Linked DNA regions of Mus musculus: region 2 is linked to region 1. Evidence: chromatin loops called from intact Hi-C (ENCODE). Cell type or tissue: heart. All regions are shown on one strand. Links, peaks and the distances in the headings refer to the core of each region. The heading gives the core; the rest is flanking DNA.

What was found. Hi-C counts contacts between places; a loop is a spot of excess contacts. Peaks named below come from ENCODE experiments on the same cell type or tissue, not always from the same donor. Only the 100,000 strongest peaks of a DNase experiment are listed, where the experiment ranks them.
Region 2: it touches region 1 in a loop (4-fold over the local background); 16 of 42 quality-filtered maps call a loop at or near these places.

The regions. Positions count from the first base shown.
Region 1 is chr4:47,251,066-47,259,398 of GRCm38, reverse strand. Col15a1 (collagen, type XV, alpha 1) reads right to left here. Exons shown (of 40, transcript NM_009928.3): 6 at 5,265-5,409; 7 at 2,130-2,239; 8 at 595-729. It overlaps Gm52733 (a long non-coding RNA gene), which reads left to right and starts at 7,322. Exons shown (of 3, transcript XR_003955398.1): 1 at 7,322-7,471; 2 at 8,210-8,267. In heart, for the core only: a CTCF peak has its summit at 6,586 (motif pointing left); DNase peaks (open chromatin) are centred at 3,528 and 7,498; H3K27ac peaks cover 489 bases.
Region 2 is chr4:47,129,280-47,137,612 of GRCm38, reverse strand. No RefSeq gene overlaps it. Among named protein-coding and RNA genes, the nearest start is that of Gm52731, 21 kb to the right of the region's middle. In heart, for the core only: no CTCF peak of the experiment used is centred there; DNase peaks (open chromatin) are centred at 692, 5,072 and 7,872.

The DNA.
Region 1 (8,333 bases), core at 177-8,176:
TCCTAATCCTATGAAGATCTCTCCACCCTCTCCTTTCAATGGCTGCAACTTCACTATAGGTTGTCAGGCTGCCCAGCAGAAGCCTTCATGTACTGGGCCTCTCCAGATCCATCTTCTCAGCTTTAGGTGACATCAGGATGTCCCCCCCATTCCCCTGCAGACCCCAAAGGCACCCTGTACTTCATCAGTTCTTGTGTGGCCTCTGGGTCTTTGCTCCTCTAACCCTCACCTATAACATCTACCTATGCCATTGGCCTGGATACTTCCCTCAGACTCTCAGGTTCACCTTCTACCTTTCTGAACCCCTTTTCTATACTCACAAGTTGTTTTGGGGACTTCTATGTCCCTTAATCATTGTGTCTTGGGAACTCAGCCTATCCTATTGACCATCAGTCCTGGCTAGCAGGACCAGTGCCTGGTGTGGCACAATGCTCTACAAGCCTCTCCCAGTGAGTGAATGCCCTGCAGCCAGTTGCTCGTGCCCACCTGGATTCGCCCCATAGTATTGCTACTCTGCATTGTGTAGACAGGAGGCTAGTGCCTGCTTCTACCAGGAACAAGCCCTAGCAGGGGAAGTATGCTTAAGCTACTCACCGGAGTGTCCACTTCCCTGATGCTCTGGGTAAACATGGCCAGGGTGGGGCTCCCAGTGGGCATACTGCCATTCTCTGCTTCCAGGACAGTGGTGACAGGCACACTGGCCTCCCCAGTTGCTGTTGCTGATAACCCCTGAAAACAGGACATGGTGAGAGACCCTGCTGTTGGTCCCTTAGCTCTGATCAACAAGCCTATGGCTGGAGAGAACTGAGTACCTGGGTCTTCCACCTACATACACCCTGCCAGCTGACATCCCTGCAGCTCCCTGACCTTAGGAACCTCCACATTTGTGACTTCACCACAGAAGTCTCAGACCAGTCCCAGACTTGCAAAATCCAGGGGACAGAGGACATCTCCGAGACATTGATGTCTCACATTTCATGCCAACGTCTGTTTACACACTGGGTGACCATAGGTCACTGATTCCTGAGTCAGCTGGCTCCAGCTCTGGACACTGTTTAGACACACAGACCTCCTGTGACCACTCCTGTACATCTATCCAGACATAAGTATAATGACATTGCTCTTGTGGTTTCAGCTATGTGCAGGCAGGACTCTGTCCCCAGTGCACGCCAGTGCTAACCTGCCTTTCTCTCTTTCTCTGTCATTTAGTTTCCTCTGGGAAAAGAAAAGATGTCTACAAGGTCTCAGAACAAATGGGGAAATGGAACAGCTGTAGCTGCCGGTGTCATAAAATGCCACATATTTGCCAGGAACGATGGTGCACACATTTAACCCCTGCACACAGGAGATAGAGACAGGCAAATTTCTGTGAGGTTGAAGACAGTAGCCTGGTCTATATAGTGGTTTACATAGGATGTGGGGATGGCATGTTATTTTTGTTTTCTAGGGTTTCATGTGGGGTGAATTAGGTCTGAGTGCACATGTGTATATGGTCATGTTCATGTATGTATGAGCGCATGGGAGTCTTCACCCATGGCTCTCCGCCTTATTTTTGAGACAGCGTCTCTTGCTAACTCTGGAGCTTACCAGTTCTAGGAGGCTGAATGGCTACCAAGCGTCTAGGATCCTTTTACCTGACTCCCTGGCACTCATACTGGGGTAACAGACCCGTCACTGCCACCAGCTCTTTCATGGGCTGAGTATCCACACTCAGGCCTTCATGCGTGAGTGTACACAAATCATGTGTGTGTGTACACAAATGCTGGAGTTGAGAAGATGGTGCTCTGCCCCTATCAGATCAAGCCATTTCTCAAACTGGCTTTGTAAAGATGAAAGACAATTGCTAAGGAGGGCGTGGGCAAGCCTGCAGTTGACCCTGTCCTGTCCTGCGGTCTTCATAAGGATCCCATACATCATGAGCATGCTACATTTGTATTTATCGCCAATCATGGGTGAAGACAAGCTGGGGTGGTTTCTCCTCCACCCTCGCTGGTGTGTCCCTGGAGCTTGACCACTGTGCTCTTTCCATACCACAGGACATCAGTCCTGGTGACATTCAACTAAGACCTCTCCATGAACACCCCCCCCCCGTTAGGCTATCGAATAAAGTTTACCACTCATTCACTCACCTGACCATCAGTGACGTTCAACAAGGCTCCATCCCCTGAACCATCATCAGTACCAGGGTCCCCATCCATCGCATGGACCTCCAGCGTATCATTCAGGATCTCACCAGACCCTACAGGGAGCAGAAATTGTGATGTCAATAACTATGCTTTGCAGTCTCGGAAGAGAACACGGCAACTTTGTACATAGTAACTTGGGAAGATGTCAATGACTCCGAGATAGAGGACCAGGAGGGAAGAGGCAGCCTAGAGAACGGGACAAGGACCTAGGGCCTGGTGGCTTCCATCATGCGTGCTGGCACCTCTTGCTGCCTGAAATCATGCTTTGCCATGCCCCAGAATGTGACGTGGGGCAGATACTTAACCTGTGTCCCAAGTTCCTCCATCTATGAGTGGGGATCATGATTCCTACCTCGGAGGGTAGAAACTATTCTGATGACTCTGTATTATCCGACCGAGATGATTTGAGGAAAGTGTACTGGACAGTGCCAGGCACATAGCAAGTCACTCACAAATACTCATTAGCATTGGAGTTCTATACTCACGGAAGAGAAAGGTGACTACCTATGCGTGCACGTGTTTTCTATCATTCTGTGTGATTATTCTATTACATATGTATGCTATGTAGTAAATATTACCTAGCACACATATTGTTTGTGTAGGTGTTTAAATAATTATGTGCATATACCGCTAAATCACAGTGCTGAATGTTGGCTTCTTCCAGATTACAGGAGTGGAAAGAGAAGAGATTATCATTTCGTCGTCGGTCTCACCGCTGTTCCTACAACCCTATGAAGACTGAATACACATTTGTGGAGAGGGCTCTGAATGGCTATTCGCTGTGCCACCAACCTCCTGCCAGACCAGATTTCCTCATTCTCAGCTTCCTTGATAACACTCCAAGGCAGGTATCTTGCTCTAATCACAACTTTAAAATAGTAATAATAATTATTATTAATTACTAGTATTAGTAGTAGTGTTAAAGACTTAGCATTGGATGTCCTGCAAGCTAAGAAGTACTCTATTACTACGCTGTATCTCTGGCCCTCTTTGTGCGTGTGCGTGTGCGGGTGCGGGTGTTTTATTTTGAGAAAGGGTTTCACTAAGTTGCCTAGACTGGCCTTGAACTTATGATATATTCCTGTTGTCGTCTCCTAATTGGCTGGGATTACAGGCCTGTGCTACCAAATCTGTCTTATCCTGATTACCCTTCTGCAGAGGAGCAAAATCACAGCAAAAGTAGTGACTGGGAGCAGCTGGTAAGACAGACAAGCTTGTCTCCATGCAAGACTTTCTTCATACGTGTAGCATTCACATGTCCCCTCACATCTTCAGCAGCCCCTGTGTGACCACTGAGAACTCCAGGAGTGTTCTGTCCCGCATTGGCCTGTGCTTGGATCCTCCCTGCTCTGACCACCAGGGGGTGCTATACAAGCAGCTACCCTGGCTGGAGCTGGGGCAGACACTGTCAGAAAGCCTCAATTATCAGAGAGCCAGGCAGATGGTACTTGGGCTACAGGCTTCCTTCTCTCCACCATCCGGGCTGTTAACTCACCAAGAAAAGGAGCACTTGGGCTAGCTCTGGGTTTCCCTCTGGCCGTCTGTCAGCTAGATGAGGAGCAAAGCTGTTACTGGGTATCGGTGAGAGGCTCTTCTCAGGTGGAAGTCTCGGCCTCCATTTAGATCTTGCCTTCTCAGACTGGAAAAGCCACCCTGCCTATTGCCCTACTCAGACCAACACAACAGTATCCATGCCTGATGATGTTTCTGTGTTGCTAGGAGCATGGAAACCACAGTGCAGCCTACCCTCTCATTCACCAGGAAGCATGGATGGTTACAATTCACCAACGAGAATTAAGAAAGGTTGCAATCTCAGCCATGCCCCAATGCAAATAGGCAACCGCGGAGGGCTTCTCTCAAAGCTGGCTGGCATTCCTTCTGCCCTCCCGGCTTCCTACTGCCACATCTTCAAGACTCCTTAGTTTCATTGTAACATTATTAAATTATTTATAATTTCCCTGTCTAGTCCTCTTGGTGTCTTACCCATAGACTCCCCAAGTTCCGTTGTTAAAATAACTCTCATTAGCCAATGGCAGAAGCAAAGAGATCAAGAACACTACTACCGTAAAAGATGTTTTGAAACACAGAAGTTAAACAGCGAGAATCAAAACCACCTGCAGTCCTACCCCACACTGGATGTTGTACCAAATGGCTAATGCATCCCCCAAACATGCGAATAACATGTGCTCATAGCGTTGGCTTTAGTAGTTTTGAAATCCACTCTTATGGTGAAGGCTCCACAGCATGTCTTTAACTCATCAGCTCATCCCCATCACGTGGATACAGGACATTGTGTTTGCTTAACAAATCCTTGCTACAGGCAATTTGGATGAACAGTGCTGCTGGAAATCACCTTGCCTCTACATCTCAGAGCTCTGGCCTTTGCTGCAGCTAGGGCTACACGAAACGGTATCCTCAGGCCACGGGTGCATGTCAGTCTGCTGCTTAGGGGGAGTCACAGATGTTCTCTGGGCTTTTGCTTGTGCACTGCAGTGGCGGCGGGGGGGGGGGGGGGCAGAAGCAGAGGAGCAGCAGGAAGGGATCTGAGGCTTGCTTTCGGTTGTCATTTACCCACTGGGTGACCCATGCCTGTTTCTAGCCATCAGTTAGCTGACCAGATCCTCTGAGATCCAGAACGTAGGTAGCAGAAATCAGAACAAGTGGAGATTCGGAGATGGGGCTGTGAGCTTGTGAACACACTCCCTGGCCTTTTCCAGGGGTTGACTTTTTCCACTGGTAAAATTGCAGCTAGCTCTACTGACTAGATGGCACCGTGGAACTGGAGAAGTATGTACACACTCGGCACACAGTAGGTACACAATTAGCTGCAATGCTTCTTTTAAGCTTTCCTATAGAGAAAGCAGAGGGAAGTCTGAAGAGGGTTTCAAGCTCAGACATTGGAGAGCAAGTGCCAGCTCTGTTGCTAACGGGCCATACAGTCTTGGAGGGGCTACCTGATTTCTCTGTGACTCAGTTTCCCTTGAAGGGAGAAGGGATGATGACGTGAACTCTGTGTGTTGAATACGTGTCGATCACTCGGTGATAGACCGCCACTCACATGTGCGTGTCAGGACTTGCCTTGCTCAGGGCTGCTGTGTCCAATGATGCTCAAGTTCGTTTCTGGGGTTCCTTCTGGTACCGGCTCACCAGAAAGCTCCGAGTCCTCGGCAGGAGAGGATGAAGTAGGGGGCACGCTTATGGGATCAACGTGTGATTCTTTAGGCTGAAGAGAGAAATGAAATTTACTTTTAAAAAAGTAAATTTATGTAAAAAGGGATTTACTTAACGGTGAATCGGGAAAATAATTTATCCTTGGAATTCTGAATAATCCCGAATGCCTACATTGGCCGTGTCTCTGGGTAGCATCGTACCTCCCAGGTTAGAAAGAGGTATGGGCTGGGTGTCATTCCATCCCACTCACTGCCCAGGGAGACATTGCTGATCTCAGAGTAAGGCTTCTAAGCTCAGAGACCACACTTCCGAGATGCCCGGGTCTCAGGCTAGCACAGAGCAGATGATGGATTCAGGAGTGTGTGGCAGTTATCTCAGTGAGTCAGGCTGCACTGTAACACCGGATAAACCCAGCCCCAGAGCAGAACGGTAGGCAAGGCTCTGACAGCGATGGCTGTGTCCATGTTCTTCCTCTACAGAAGACCTGCATCTGTATAGCTTCTCCAAAGCCAGGTAATGTCTTAACCAGTCTTACTAACTAGGGGAAAACAAAACCCAACGGCTGGAAATAAAGCAATTCAGAAATTCAGGCAGGAAACTCAGTGCTGGTACTAAATGTCTGGACATCAACCCTAGATGCTGGGAGCAGTTTGTGAAAGCCAGGGTTGTCAGCCTTCAGTCTCTTCATTTTTCTAAGCTCCAGCAGGTCACCGGGAAGGATGGAGGGTTGAGTGGAAGGGTTTAATGTTGTACTTAGCGTGTGGGAAAGAAACCCATCTCTGCTGTGTTAAGACACTAAGTTTTCAGGCTCATTTGCTGCGGCAGCACTCCTTGAACATCCTAACAAGATCAGGCACAACTCTTGATGTCAGACTCCACTGGGTAAATAGTGAATGTTCAGCCCATCATAACAGGGAGGACTGTTAGGAGGAGCCCTGTGACTTCAGAGTTCATAGTTCAGTCCTTACTGTGAGACATGGGTGGGATGTCTGCTTTCTATTTAGTTGACTGACCTATTTTTGGACAAATCATACTGCCTCGCCAGGCCTAAGCTTTCTCCTCTGTACAATGGGGACAATAAAAAATATTCCACAGAAGATGAAGAGATGGCTCAGAGGTTAAGAGTACTGGCTGCTCTTCCAGAGGACCCAGGTTCAATTCCCAGCACCTGTTTGGTATTGTGCAACTGGTTCTTACTCCAGGGGAGCTGGTGCCCTCTTCTGGCCTCTGTGGGCACTGCACACATATGATGCACAAACATGAAGGTAGGCAAAAGACTCATACACATAAAATAAAAATAAATCCGATAAAAGGAACCAGGTCAGTGGTGAGGGAGGGAGCGGCTCAAAGGGTGTAGACTAGGGATACTGAAGACCAGCCCAGGAGCCTTTAGTCAGGCACTGAAAAAACCCAAACAGCAGGAGCTAGGCAGGGGTGCTGAAAGAGTGAGCACCCTAGGAAAAGCAGTAAAACCCAGCCGGGACTGGCCTCCACGGATGCCAATGGCTGGAAGCAAGGATACGTTGTAAGACACATGGGCCTCAGGAGCAGACAAGGCTGAGGAAAGCAGGGAGACAAGCCTGAAACAGGGTGAGCTATTGTTACTCAAGGAGATCTCAGGAAGAGTCATTGACTAGCCTTTCAGCCAAAGTCTAACTGAATCTTAGGCAGGCAGCCATGGCCGCCTGGGCCCTGCTTTGGGGAAAGGTGAGATTCCAGGCATCCCACTCTGTGGAGAAAGTGAGGTGCCTCATCTCAAACACACGGCTCTTGGCTGCAGAAGGAATACGGGCGAGGAACCAAGTGTGGGCTGTGACAGTGTAGGCAGATCTAGTCTGAAGACTTCCGTGCCTTTTCAAGTTATTGTGGAGGTGTGTTTGTGTGGCTTTGCTTTGCTTTTGCCCACCCTCACAGTCACAATCGGATGTGCTCACTCACAGGTAGGTTCCTGTGGATCCACTATGTGCCCGGCTGTGGGCTGAGCCCTGGGGCACAGAACAGCCTCACAGGCTGTTATCACAGAGCACACAGGACAGCAGAAGCAAGAGCCAAGCTGGAAACAGGGGCATGGAAGCAAGTGGCCTCATGGGAGAGGATTTGGCCTGGATCCTGAGGTGGATAAGAATTTGCCAGAAGGAAGGAAGGAAGGGCGGGTGGAGTGGGGGTTCCAGGCAAGCAGAACTGCACAGAGCTGTCGGAATTGGAAGTCCCAGATGGTATGTCTGGGAAGCCGAGAGCCCTTAGGTGTGGCTGGAAGAGGTCCTGGCTGTGTCTGGGAATCACCCTCAGAGCTCTCTGCCAGTGTAGATTCTTGCTTTGCTCAGACACGCTGAACACCCCAGGGAAGCAGCCCTGGGGCTTCTTTAGTAAAGATCTCTGTCGGTTCCACACACATTTGGGTACAGGTGATTCATGTGTACAGCCAGAGCTGAGAAACAGAAGTTAATTCTAACTCAGCAGAAGGTACTTTTTTTTTTTTCAGATATGCAAAGGCACATGAACAGGAGCTGGCTCGGCAGGAGAGAAAGGCATGGGGCAGCAGAGGTGCCGACCCTAAACAGGACGAGCAGGGAGGGCTGGACAGGCTGTCTCTGGCTCTGTTTGTCAGTTAGAGTCCATGTCCCGGAGGGTAGCAAGCTACAAAGGCTGAAATGGAGAAGTGAGATTCTGACCAAGAAAGAAGCCAGACAGAGAAAGGAAGGGCTGTCTGAGACCAAGAGGGAAATTCCCTGTGCCAAAAAAGAGCCACGATGCCCTTTAAGGTAGAGTGAGGGTGTGGCCCAAGATGTGGCTCTGTCACCTTCAGGCCATGTGGCCTCAACAACACTGCTGTTCCACGCCCTCTCCTATAGAACAGACCACAGAAGCCCTCTCTGACATGAATCTGAACTCAGCAGCGCCCTCTGGAGGGTGAGCATGTGTAGGTGGAGGAACGAATGTAGAGGGACAGAAGAATCCTGAGGATGGTGTCTGCCA
Region 2 (8,333 bases), core at 230-8,229, 120 kb after region 1:
ATCCACTCCTCCCCACCCCTGGGTGAACTTTCAGCTCATCTGGCACAAGGCATGGTCCTGACACAGATGTGCCTCCCTCAATAGTTCCTACCCACGATTCAGAAGCTTACTGTACGTTAGGGCCTATCCACTGGCCTTTCCTGGTAACCCAATACCATCCTAATCTGACAAGAACCAGACCATGCCTTCCTCCAGTCCCCTCTTTTGACTATGCAGTGACCCAATGTCATGCATATGACCATGCCTATACTCCAGCCACAGACAAGTAGAGGGCATGGGAGGGAATGCCTCTCTCCTCAAGGAAACAATGGAAACTTGAGGTCAGATGGCCTTGACTTGCTTCTCAGCCATGGCTCCTAGACAAGACGCTGCCTAAGTGTGCCACCTCGCCTGGAATTACCATCTGGAATCATAATTGTCATGGCTCATAGGATGGGATCAATGTCCACACTTGTGTTCCCACAGGGCAGAGCCCACTGCTCTGGTGCATTTAAGAGTGTCAACAGCTGTGGTGAGCTCCTAGAAGACTGTAGGGACCTCTCCTGGGTCCTGCCAGGCCCTTTCGTTCCTCAGAATTGGCCTCAGATGCTCAGGAAGGAAGCAGAAGGCCGAGTGGCCCATGGTGCTCCCCCACCCTGCTTGCTGCAGGGCCTTCCCTGAGGACAGCTGCTTCCTTTCACTCTTTTTAGAACCAGAAGACACGATTATGACCAAATTTAGCAAACAACCAAAAAAATGAAAATCCAACCCATATTTTAAAGTGCGCTTCTGCAACTCCACCCTCCGGAAGGGAAGTCTCCTCCGAGCCATGTGGGTGTGGATGGAGAGCTGAAGAGGCAGAGCCATGCTGTGTCACCATTCTGAGGGCAGTGGACATGGGCGGGGTCTCCTCACCAACGACAGACAACTGGCAAGAGCAGGGCCAGACTGGGGTCTGGGGGGGTCCATAGCCAAGAGAAGCCATCTCTTGGCTATAGCGGGGGAGAAGAGATGCTTCTACACTCCAGATGTCAGACTCGGTAGAATGGCCCTCTTTAGACGGGCTCTACTCTTAGTACATTGTTCTACTGTGCTTGCTGAGGAGCACAGGAAACCCAGGCACCAGTGCAGACTGCCTTACACTATCATAGCAGCCAAGTATTAGGGGCTGCACATGACAGGCACACTGGACAGGGGGATTGAAAACTATTATTTCCAGGAATTCTAAATGAGCCCAGCTATGTCTGAGAGATTTTCAGAAGCGGGGAGAGGTGCCTGGGAGCCAGAATGAGTGAGGCAGGTACACCAAGCATAGGTGCCAAGGCTTGCCCTGCAAAGTACAGCATCTGAGAGCCAGGCCTGACGAGGCTGTCCTGAGAGACGCTGTTTCCTCTGGCTAAATTAAGAGACAAAGCGACCAGATTAGACAAGGCTATAATCTCATTAGACTCAGTATCCCTCAGCCCAGATGGGAACCAATCTCTCCTCAGCTAGAAAAACACGACAGGGCCAGCAAGATGGCTCTGTACATAAAAAGTGCAAGCTTGATGTCATGGCTTCCATCCTCAAGACCTCGGGGAGAAGAAGAGAACTTACTCCTCCAAGTTGTCCTCTGGCCTGTATACATCCCCCAACTCTCAAATGAAATGACGAAAGCATGCATCTATAATGTACAAACACTTCCGTTGTGAGGTTGTCATGAAAATTCAATGTATGAAAGTCAGTCATCATGGTGTCTCATACACGCAGTACACACAGTAAATGGTGTTCATCATTGTTAGAAACTTTGGCATGTATGACAAAGTTGACAGCCGGGTGTAGTGACACACACCTATAATCACAGCCCTCAGAAGAATCAGGAATTTGTGGTCAGCTGGGGTTACATGAGACCCTCTCTCAAAAAAAAGGCAAGCAGAAAGCAAGCTAGCTAGCAAGAGGCAAATACGATCAAAGCTTAGTCGAGGCATTTCTCCCAGGAGTTGGAAGGTGCAAGATGAGTTTGTGCATGTAAGCCCAGGGGCCTAATTCTGCATCCCGTGAGGATGGACTGTGTTTACTGGGCATAAGGCTTTTCTTTTGGTTTGTTTGTTTGCTTTGTTTTGGTTTTTTTTTGAGACAGGGTCTTTCTACATAGTCCTCACTCTCCTAGAACTCACTATGTAGACCAGGCTGGCCTTGAATTCACAGAAATCTACTTGCCTCTGCCTCTGGAGTGCTGGCATCATTCAGATGGTCAGCCACGCAAAGGAAGCTGTGGTCAAGGAAAGACTGTTAGGGTCTCTGATCCAGCCTCAGCACACTTGGGCACGTGGACCTGAAAGTCTTCAATCCCCACCACAGAGATGCTTGCACATCCATGTCTACTGCAGCACCATTGACTGTTGGCAAAATATGAAACCAATCTAGATTGCCAGCCACAGATAAATGTCTAAAGAGATTGTGGTACATATAGAGGATGGCTTTTTACTCAGCTGTGAAGAAGACTGGTGTTTTCATCTGCAGGAAAATGCAAGAACTGAAGATCATCAGGTCAAACACAAAATCAACCAGAGTCGGAAAGACAAATGTTTCTCTCATGTAGAATCTAGATTATGTACTCTATCTATCTATCTATCTATCTATCTATCTATCTACCTACCTACCTACCTACCTATCTACCATTTATCCATCATCTATGCATCAGTTATTATCTATCATCTATTATCTATTTATATATAATCTGTCTATTATCTATCTATAATCTATGTATGTATGTATACTATTATCTATCATCTATCTATAATCTATGTATATATATGTATCTTCCTACTATCTATAATCTACCTATCTATCTATCCATCTATCATTCTATATATCTATGAATATCACATAAAAATAGAAAGGCACTACTTGGGGGCAAGAAAAAGACCAGTGGGGCATGAAAGAGAATAAGGGTACGTTTTTAGTTAAGACATATTCTCTCTCCCCACTACCCCCTCTCTCTTCTGCATTTGAAATGCTCACACACACATGTGCGAGTGTGCGCGCGCACGCACACACACACACACACACACACACACACACACACTAAGTGGAATGGCTTTAGCTTGGTGGCTCCTTCAACAATGCAACAAAAACAAAATGAAGCAGAAAATGAAAGTGAACAGAAGGCTAGAGGGAATGCTCCAGTGGTGCTGTCTCTGGACACAGAGTGAGTGGCTTCTTGATAATATGTTTTTGTAGTTTCTAAATTTTTGACAATGAGCTTACGTTTTTTGCTCTTATTATTTTTTACTTTGTTATTTAAAAAAATTGGAAGTAAATAAAAACACGCACTAAAATTAAGCAAATCAAAGATTATGCAACTTAATGAAATTATGAAATGTTAGAATTGGCTTATTTTTTTGTAATCATATGAAGGGAATAAAGTGTTAAACACAGCGGCACACACCTCAGGAAGCCAGCCTTGTATGAGACTGTGGGTGTGGGTTTAGTTCTGAAGCTCCCAAGCCAAAATCTATTCCTATCAGAGATTCAGAGCAAGCAGGTGTCCTTATCCCTGCCAAGCCTGCTCCCTGTGTCCTTGCAAGAGAGAACAGACACCCTGAACAGGAACCCAGGAGGACAGTTCTAGGGTGTGAGGCCCAAGGATGGGGTCACGGAGGTCCTAGGAGCTCAGGTGGCACGGTGGAGATGGGAGTGTTTCACTCAGCTCTAGGGTCAGTCAGGCTTCAGGTCAACAGCAGTGTGGCTCTTTACACTAGGACTAGTCTCCCCATCTGCAATGGCTGGTGTTTATCACCAACATGACTCAGTCTACCCCACCCAGGAACTAGGCCTCTACAGGACCTTGCCTCTGGGGGATGATCTTAAGTTCCCTGATGTAGGCACCCATCTTAAGTGTGGGTGGAGTCACTCCCTGGGCAGGGCAATCTGGGTTGTATAAAATGAAGGAAGACAGCTGAGGACCGATAAACACCCACCTTTGCAGTGACAATTTTGGCATTTTGGTTGGTTCCTTTGAAAGACACAGAAATGTTATAGGAACCTGTTTTCATCGTAATCCCAGGTGTGAGAGATGAGGCTGTTGCTTCAGGTGGTCCACGGCAGCTGACTATGCTGTGCCTCCTGCTCTAGCAGGGGCGTGATTTTTCCCAGCAGCAGATCGTTTCTGCGACTGTGTGACATTTGGAATTCTGGGGACTTTTCAGAGGGTATATAAGAGCCAGGGTCTTATTGTTGGTTGGATACTGCTGGTTATTGGTGGCCGAGGTTTAAGTAGTTATGCACAAAGAAGAAAGAATAAACTAAGGTATCCTGACGATAAAGATCAAACTTGCCCCAAGGAACTCAACAGGAAGCAGTCTAATGGCAATGTTGTCCCCTCTCCCCTGTATCCTTTTTTCTTTCCTATCTAGTCTTGGGGTTGAAAGGGTGGAAACAAAGGGGTGGGGCAGGGTGGAAGAAAGAAGAACCCACAAAGTAGCCAAAGACTGGCTACACGCCCCTCTCTGTTTCTTGACTGTGCCTGCTGCTTAGGCTCTTCTCCCTTGACTTCCCCACCACAACAGACCTCATAGGGCTGTGCACTAAAACAAACCCTTTCTCCCTCAAGTTGTTTTTTTTTTTTTCAGAGTATGGATAACACAGCAACAGGATAGACCCAAAGGCACCATCAGAAGGTGGCAGAATCAAGCCTGCTCTACTTTGAATCAAAGACAGTATTGAGCTAGGACAGACCCTGGGCCAGCAACAGGAAATGAGAGTTCTGGCGCTGTGTGACACTGGTCTGGTACTTTCCCTCTCTGGGCCTCTGGTTTTCCATCTGTAGTTGGTGGAGTTGGACAGAGTACGTTCTCACTGGCTTTCCAGCTTGAAGACAACAGTGGTGTGACAGCACAGAGCCCTGGCCACCCTGTCTTCATGGCCTGATAGACTGAGGATGCCTTTGGGCCCTATTGTTCTAGCCCTGCCTTTAATGAGGCCACATCTGGAGTGTATCTCCGCTGAGCCCTGTTGTGTGCAGCTCCTCACAGCTGGGTCCCCATAAATCAATTTGTTCTATGGACAAGTTCCCAGAACCATCACAGATTCTGACCCAGAAAAGCAGTTTTTATTTCCCTGCAGTTTCTGGTTCCAAAGGCTGTGAAATGAAGTCCACTCACATTGGGGCAAGCTCTCAGCTTCTCCAAATTCCAGCCCAGAGGATTTCAGAGGAGCCACGTGTCTTCAGGCAGGAAGCATGAACCAACCCCTTCTGGTTCCTTTGAGAGGTTGGGGTGGCACCCCAACTCCACGATGAAAAGACAGCGGAAATGATCCCCCCGGACTCCTATGACTCTCAGATTCTTATTCTCCTCAGAGATCTTAGTAATTTTGGAGAAGAAGAATAAAGAAAATTCACCCCTGTGGAGGGAGGGAAGCCTGTGCTCTTTAGCTCTGCAACAGACACCACTCTGTCCCCAGCTCTCTCTAGGTCTCAGACATTGGAGTCCTGCCTGGGTGGGCTCTGCATCCCTCCCTCAGTGAGTGTTCCCTGTGCATCATCAAATTGGCTTGGGGGTTGGGAGGAGCAGCATTTCACCCTAACTCAGATGAAGCTCCGTGCTCCCTCCCAGCCCAGACCCTACTCTCCTTATCCTTGGTTGTGAGCGGCTCATCAGTAAGGTGGCTTGCCCAGAGTCCAAGCAGCCAAACTGAAGGTAGCACCAGTCTCAGCTACAGCACCACCCGACCTCACCTCTCCTGACCACCTAAGTCCACCCTTGGCCCTTAGTTGTCTCTCTTGATAAGGGTTTGGAATCAGATTCCACTTAGAGGTGTTCTTAAAGATACATCTTTGTCTTTGTTTATTTGTATATTTGTTTATGTTATTTGCTATTCTTATTTATTGAACTTCCTCTGTAGACAAGGCTGGCCTCAAACTCACCGCAATCCTTCTGCCTCAGCCTCCCAAATGCTTTAACTAATGACATGAATCACCACACCTGGCTGAATGACAGTTTTTATCAACAAGAATCCATGTGTGGCTCAGGAGGCTTCTGAGAAACAGCAGCCCCCTGTCCCATCGCTCTTTGCCCCTGGACCGAAATGACCCTTAGACTTCCTGAAACTCTTGGAATCTAATTTTTTCCAGGGAGCTAAAGTAATTATGGGTAAGACGAGTTGAAAAATTAAAACTATGGAGGATGGCTGAGGCTTGGTCATCTCTGAAGATCTGTGCTTTTCTGTTCTGCTGTAGCAGACATCACAGGACCCTGGTGAAGAGCAACAATGGGGTTTCTCTTCACTGACACCTCTGTCCCCAGCTATCTCTGGGAATAAGCCAGAGCAAAAAGTACCACCGCTTGGTCTATGCTCCCGGCCCTCCCCTTCCCATCCAGTGAGTGTTCCCACTCCAGACTGAGAGCTCACCCTCATGCTTGCATACTTATTCCTGGATTTGCATCCATGTTCAAATAGCATACTACCCAGCTTCCTCAAGATGTTTCCATCTTAAACTATTATTATTATTATCATTATTATTATTATTATTATTATTATGACTTCCTGGTAGGGAAAACAGAGGAGTTTGTTCTTTTATACCACCAGCTCTCTCCACCTTTGTGGGTGGGGGAGGTGCAGGTTCTTATATATCCCAGGCTAGCCCTTCATCTTCCCAGCTCCACCTCCTGGGTGGTGGGATGTTAGGTAGGTTCCATTGTGATCAGCAGGCCTTTTCCTTCTTGTAGATACACACACACACATACACACACACATTCTGCCCTGTCTATCCCACAGCCTACCCAGCAACATCACTTGCATCACCTCTGAGGTATCTGAGGTCAGTGTGGCCTGGTCAGAAGCTAATTCAGACCTCCAGTTAAATGTAGATTTAATGTTGGCACTTGCTTCTCTCCCTCGTAAATTATGAAAACCACACCCCAGCAGGATGGTGGAAGCAGCAAGGCTGGAGGGCTATCCTCGGGCAGAGGAGACTCCAGAACATCTGCTTTCTTAAGGACCATCCAGGGGGTAAGAGCAAACACACTGGGTGGCCTCCAATGAGATCTAGAGCAAGAATAGAAGTCCCAGGGAGACCTATGCCAGCACCACCTGGATGTATGTTAGGATGTGTGTTTAGTGGCAGGAGATAGGCTGAGGCTGGCTGTGTGTGCTGGAGACACAGATGGGGGATTTCTGCAGGGACGGAGAGGTAAGCATTTGACTCCTGAAGTCCCTGCAGAGCCTACAGCAGTCACTTGCGTTCTCAGCTCTGTGATCCATGAGAATCCAGTGGTGCTCTGTCGTCCTTCTTGACTGACCACACCAGAGCTGTGCCAACGGGCACACACATCTGGTATATCCTTGTAGGGTGCTGAAATCTCTCTTAAGGCTCCCATGAGCAGCCTCTCTCACTGACCCCTGCCTTATAAAAATTTCAAGATGATTCACAGACATTTCATGATTCAGCAGTTGGGGCAGAAGCCTCCGTTCCACAGGGACTGAGTGGAAGATGGCGAGGAAGGGCTAGATGGAGCAATCACAGCTGATGTGGGCTCTGACTGTGGCCTCTCCAGCAGGGCAGCAGGGATCTCATAAGGCAAGACTGAGGAAATACGTCCCCCAGCCCCTGCCCTGTTTTAAAGAAAGAGATGGTAGAGGGTGAAGCCACAGATGGAATTCTACCTGCTCAGTGCATTCACATACGAGGGAGCGGCAGTCTGGCTCCTAAGTGGTTCCACACGTGGGGCACAGTCCCTGGCTTCTTCTTGTTCTGGAACTCTCTACAGAAATGTAAATCAGCCACAAAATCTTCTGTGCTCTCCAAGTGGGACAGACTCATTCATTCAGGCTGCTGATAGCTATTGTTGTGTAAGTGGGCTAAGAGTTGAGGAGCCGGCCTAACATCAGGGTGTGGGAGCTATGGGCCCCTTGGGGACCTGTGAGTCACTTTTTCTCCCCTCTGAGAAGCAAGAGAGCAGCAACCACTCAACTCTGGAGTAAGTCCAGGGTGCTATGTGACCTAAGACCAGTTCTCAGCCCTCTTCAATACTTCTATCTAAAACAGGGCCAGGGTCTGTGTGGCCTGGCATCTTGGCAGGTATTTTGCGAATCCAATGAGCTCACTGGTAGAATGTGCTTACAATAGTGCTTTGGTTGTGGTAATTATAATCATCCTGAGTAAAAGCTGCACAGGGGAAGCCACAGTGCCCCCCTCCCCCGCCGACCTGACAAGCTCAGACAACATAACCCCTGTAGAAAGCAAGTCTCCAAAGCTATGAATAAAGAAATGGAGGATACAGCTTGTTCTTCATTTCAATTTTATTCTATGAGTGTTTTGTCTGCATGTGTATCTGTGTGCCACACTCATGCCTGGCATTTGAGGGATCTAG